Regions from separate parts of the Homo sapiens genome. Here region 1 is linked to region 2. A link is an interaction called in ENCODE POLR2A ChIA-PET data of the cell type or tissue named here. Cell type or tissue: CD4-positive, alpha-beta T cell. All regions are shown on one strand.

Evidence for each region. ChIA-PET counts read pairs that join two places held together with the same protein. Peaks named below come from ENCODE experiments on the same cell type or tissue, not always from the same donor. Only the 100,000 strongest peaks of a DNase experiment are listed, where the experiment ranks them.
Region 1: POLR2A ChIA-PET joins it to region 2 with 5 read pairs; 2 of 35 experiments call an interaction of 5 or more read pairs at or near these places.

What each region holds. Positions count from the first base shown.
Region 1 is chr14:73,062,023-73,064,522 of GRCh38, forward strand. All of the region lies in intron 1 of RBM25 (RNA binding motif protein 25), which reads left to right. Among named protein-coding and RNA genes, the nearest start is that of RBM25-AS1, 3.8 kb to the left of the region's middle. In CD4-positive, alpha-beta T cell, no CTCF peak of the experiment used is centred here; no DNase peak of the experiment used is centred here.
Region 2 is chr14:73,310,393-73,312,892 of GRCh38, forward strand. The region is part of intron 6 of NUMB (NUMB endocytic adaptor protein); the gene reads right to left. Among named protein-coding and RNA genes, the nearest start is that of PAPLN-AS1, 66 kb to the left of the region's middle. In CD4-positive, alpha-beta T cell, no CTCF peak of the experiment used is centred here; a DNase peak (open chromatin) is centred at 1,149.

The DNA of each region.
Region 1 (2,500 bases), 250 kb before region 2:
TTAATGCTGAATGGACTTAGCATGAACACCTGATCAGTAGCGTGCTGCAGCCCAGAACTCCAGGGCTCAAGTGATCCTCCTGCGTAGCTGTGACTATAGGCAGGCACAGGAGTGTTGCTCTTTAATCATTGAAAATGGTAAAACAACAAAAGTGGCAATGTCAGAAAAAGATCAACTCTTTTTTGGAGATTTCCAAACAATTGAGTATTTTCATACTTCTGAAAAGCTTTGCTGTAAAAGTAGTTTTTCTGTTAAGCATTTCCCATTCTTCTTTGGGCATAAAACACTTTTTTTTTTCTAGGAATAATTCCTGCAGACCTGACACATAATTGGAAGTAGATATTGAATGAATGAGTGAGTTGTATGTGAATATTTGCTCAGAGGAATCTCAGTTCATTATCATTTCAGAAATTTGGCACGTAGTGTACTGATGGAGCTAGTCTAAAATAATCTATCCTGGGAGAAATAATTTTGTTTCTATCTGGATAAGTCTACAATAGAGGAATGCTTATTAGCAGTGTTTTGCTGTATTTTGCATACTTGCAGTATTCTTAAGAGTGCAGAAAAAAATAGTTTGAAAGATTCAAAGAGAAAAAAGTGAAAAAAGAAAAGCTGAGTGCATGCATATGTTGAGTACTAGAGATATGTCTTCAGGGTTTCTTTTTGGACCAGATTTCTTGAGATAAAATTTGCATACAATAAAATGCATCTGTTTTAATTTCAATGAGTTTAGACAAATGCATATACTTGTGTGACCACCGCTACACTAGAGGTAGGGAACCCTTCTATCATAGGTTTCTGTTATTTTATTTAATTTTTGGGGGGCCTCACTCTGTCGCCCAGGCTTGAGTGCAGTGGTGTGAGCTCGGCTCATTGCAACCTCCACCTCCCGGGCTCAAGCGATTCTCCCATCTCAGCCTCCTGAGTATCTGGGACCACAGGTGCATGCTACCACACCTGGCTAATTTTTTGTATTTTTGGTAGAGATGGGGTTTCACCATGTCGCCCAGGCTGGTCTTGAACTCCTGAGCTCAAGTGATCTGCATGCCTTGGCCTCCCAAAACGCCGGGATTACAGGTATGAGCCACTGCACCTGGCCCAGGTTCCTGTTTTTATTATCGTGGGCTATAGAGTTTCTTTTTTTTGAGATGGAGTCTGGCTCTGTCGCCCAGGCTGGAGTGCAGTGGCACAATCTCTGCTCACTGCAAGCTCCGCCTCCCGGGTTCACGCCATTCTCCTGCCTCAGCCTCCCGAGTAGCTGGGACTACAGGCGCCTGCCACTATGCCCGGCTAAATTTTTGTATTTTTAGTAGAGACGAGATTTCACTGTGTTAGCCAGGATGGTCTCGATCTCCTGACTTCGTGATCCACCCACCTCGGCCTCCCAAAGTGCTGGGATTACAGGCTTGAGCCACCGCGCCCGGCCCGGAGTTTCATACTTAGCAGGAAAAGGTGCTTTGAACCTTCTAAAATGTGAGGTACTTTCAATATTTTAAAAAATGCTATGGAAATGATTTCAGTGCCATAAGATAACTCTGCATTTCTCTCTTTTAAATCCCACATATTATACAATCCCTCAGCAAATCCTATTGGCTGCCTTCAAAATATATCCAGGATCCAACAACTTGATAGCACTTTCACCACTACCACCTGTTCCAGGCCACCATCTCTCCAGGCTACCATCTCTTATATGGATTATTGTACCAGTCTCTTGCTTGTATCCTGTTCCCTTCCAGGCTTAACACAGTGGCCAGTGATACTGTTAAAATGTGACAAGTCAGAAACTCTTCAAATGATTTTCACCTCATTCAGAGTTAAAACTAAAATGTTTATTTACATTGTGTTACATAGCCCTACACTCTACTCATAATACTCAGTATTTATTTCTGATTTTCTTCATTTATTCTGCTCCAGTCATACTGTTGGCCTTGCTATTCCTCCCTCAAATACACCATTCCTGCTTCAGCCTCTTTGTATTTGTCTTTTCCTTTGCTTGGAAGTCTCTTTCCCCCAGATATGAATAGGGCTTCCTGCCTCTGCCTCTTTTAAATCTTTGTTCTAATCTTCACCTTCTTGGTGAGGCCTAATCGCTGTATTTAAAATAAACTACTCCATAGCTCTCTTCCCTAATTTATTTTTCTACAAAGTACATACCATCTTTCAATGTATTATAATTTATTTTGTTTATCATCTATAGGTAACAGATAAGCTTTGCTTATGATTATGAAAGTTAATTCTCAATCAGTTTCACATGGCAAAACACATAAACCTGTGTTGAAATAAGTAGTTGGTAATCTTTTAGGCTGCTTAAAGTGGACATTAGTATTTATCAAAGATGAGAAATGTTTTCTGATTTTCCATGAGAGACCAATCTTTTTTATTTTTGTTTTGAAATGGAGTCTCGCTCTGTCACCCAGGTTGGAGTGCAGTGGCGCGGTCCCAGCTCACTGCAACCTCTGCCTCCCAGGTTTAAGCAATTCTCCTGCCTCAGTCTCCCGAG
Region 2 (2,500 bases):
TAAACTGTGTGCAGGCCATACAATCCATGTTTGTGGAAGTATTCAGGCCATTGGGCTGTCTAGCGTCCTCTGCATTAGACACTTCTCCATTCATTATAATTAAGGCATACCCGAGGAAAGCAGAGGAATGCTTTTTGAATGACAGAACATCAACATGGGGTAGATGAAAGAACTTTGCACTAAGTTTCAGAAAACCTTGCTTTCAGTGTAGGCACTGCCATTTAGTATTAGCTGGGTGAACTCTCTGAGCTTCTGTTTATTCATTTGTAAAATGCAGTTTCATGAACTACCCTGTCCAATTCACTGAACTGTTATGAATGGCAAATTAGAAAGTAGGTCAAAGCACATAATAAACTATAAAGCTCTATATAAATACAAGTAAATGGCTTTAAAAAGAGATCTAATAGGGTGGCCTAAGAATATTTCCTGTCTCTATGTTGAGTCAGTTTCTTCATAAAATGGGAATACAGATTACTTAGTTCATAGGGTTCCTCAAATACATTAAAATTATAAAAACATTTTTTCAAATGTTAAGTGCCATGTAATTATTTGGTAATAAAGTATTTGCCTAGTATAGCCAACTATGAATGAAGCTGCATGTAATAATCCCTAAAAAGCTGAGTGCATTATTGGCTTTCCTAAGGCAATGAGCTATTTATTTATTTATTTATTTATTTTTGACATAGTCTCACTCTGTCACCCAGGCTGAAGTGCAGTGTCATGATCTGGGCTCACTGCAACCTCTGCCTACCCCCGGTGTTCAAGCGATTCTCTTGCCTCAGCCTCCTGAGTAGCTGGGATTACAGGCGCCTGCCATCACGCCTGGCTAATTTTTGTATTTTTAGTAGAGACGGGGTTTCACCATCCTGGCCAGACTCGTCTTGAACTCCTGACCTCGTGATCCACCTGCCTCAGCCTCCCAAAGTGCTGGGATTACAGGCATGAGCCACCGTGCCCGGCCACGGCAATGAGCAATTTAATTAGTTTGGAAAAAGTTATTTCAGGTCTTCGTTTTTTTGCCCCTCTTTTACAATGTTTGTAAGCTTACAATGGATTACAGGCCTGTAACAGACCCAGGTTTATCTGTTCCCTACTGCTAAAGTTTCTGGAGACACTGCTCCTGTCAGCTGGTGATGCAACAATAGGGAAGTGATGGTGGTCAGGTCCAAGAGGCAACTTCCGGAAAAGAAGGTTTTCCTGGCTATGAGTCATAAATTCAGAATCGGGGCAAACAATTCTTCTATCTACTTACTTTCACGTAAAAGTGTTTAATAAAAACACTTCTTGATTACTGTTGTTCTATTTATCCTGGATCATCAAATCATACATGATTCAAAGAATAACAAAGTATCAAAATTTATGAGGAACTGTACTGGATAAAAACTCCGTAACATATACTGTTCTGTAAGATGCTTCATTTTGAGGTTTCATCAAACCACAATTGACCTAGCAAACTCAATAAATCAAGTCTCTCTCACCAGTCTATTTCTCGTAGATTAGGGTGGAGATGAATTAAGTGATGGCAACTTGAAAGATTCAAAAGATTCCAAATTAAAGAAAAAATTATCATTTAAAAGCACATTCTGGGTAAGATCATGGGTAATACTTGCCCCTCTCTGTTTTCCAAACTCTTTAAATGACTCACTGTAAAAAATTATATATTAGTATAAAATCACCATGACATAAAAAAAAATTTTCCCCAATAACATAAGAAAAGAATTCTGGGTGCTGTGGCTCATGCCTGTAATCCCAGCACCTTGGGAGGCCAAGGCAGGCTGATCACTTGAGGTCAGGAATTCGAGACCAGCCTGGCCAACATGGTGAAACCCTGTCTCTACTAAAAATACAAAAATTATCCGGGTATGGTGGCAAACGCCTGTGGTCCCAGCTACTTGGGAGGCTGAAGCAAAAAATCACCTGAACCCAGAAAGCAGAGGTTGCAGTGACCGAGACTGCACCAGCCTGGGTGATGAAGGGGGACTCTGTCTCAACAACAACAACAACAAAAAGTAGGCATACAACACATAAGCCATCGAGCACGCTGGGCACAGTTGCTCATGCTTGTAATCCCAGCACTTTGGCAGGGTGAGGTGGGCAGATCACTTGACCTCAGGTGTTTGAGACCAGCCTGGGCAACATGGTGAAACCCTGTCTCTACAAAAAACACAAAAATTAGCTGAGTGTGGTGGCACATGCCAATAGTCCCAGCTACTCGAGAGGCTGTGTTGGGAGGATCCCCTGAGCCTGGGAGTTTGAGGCTGCAGTGAGCCATCATTGTGCCACTGCACTCCAGCTTGGGTGACAGAGTGAGACCCTGTCTCAAAAAAAAAAAAAAAAAAGCCATCTAGCAGAATGCCACTTCATCCCTAGAAGACCCACTTCCTGGCCCCTCAACTGCTTCTGATATTTCTTTTTACGTTAAAAAAAAATACAGTGTAAGTTATCTTTTAATCAAAACACAGCCTCAGAGGGGAAGACAAAGCCTGTCATTGTTTGTTGT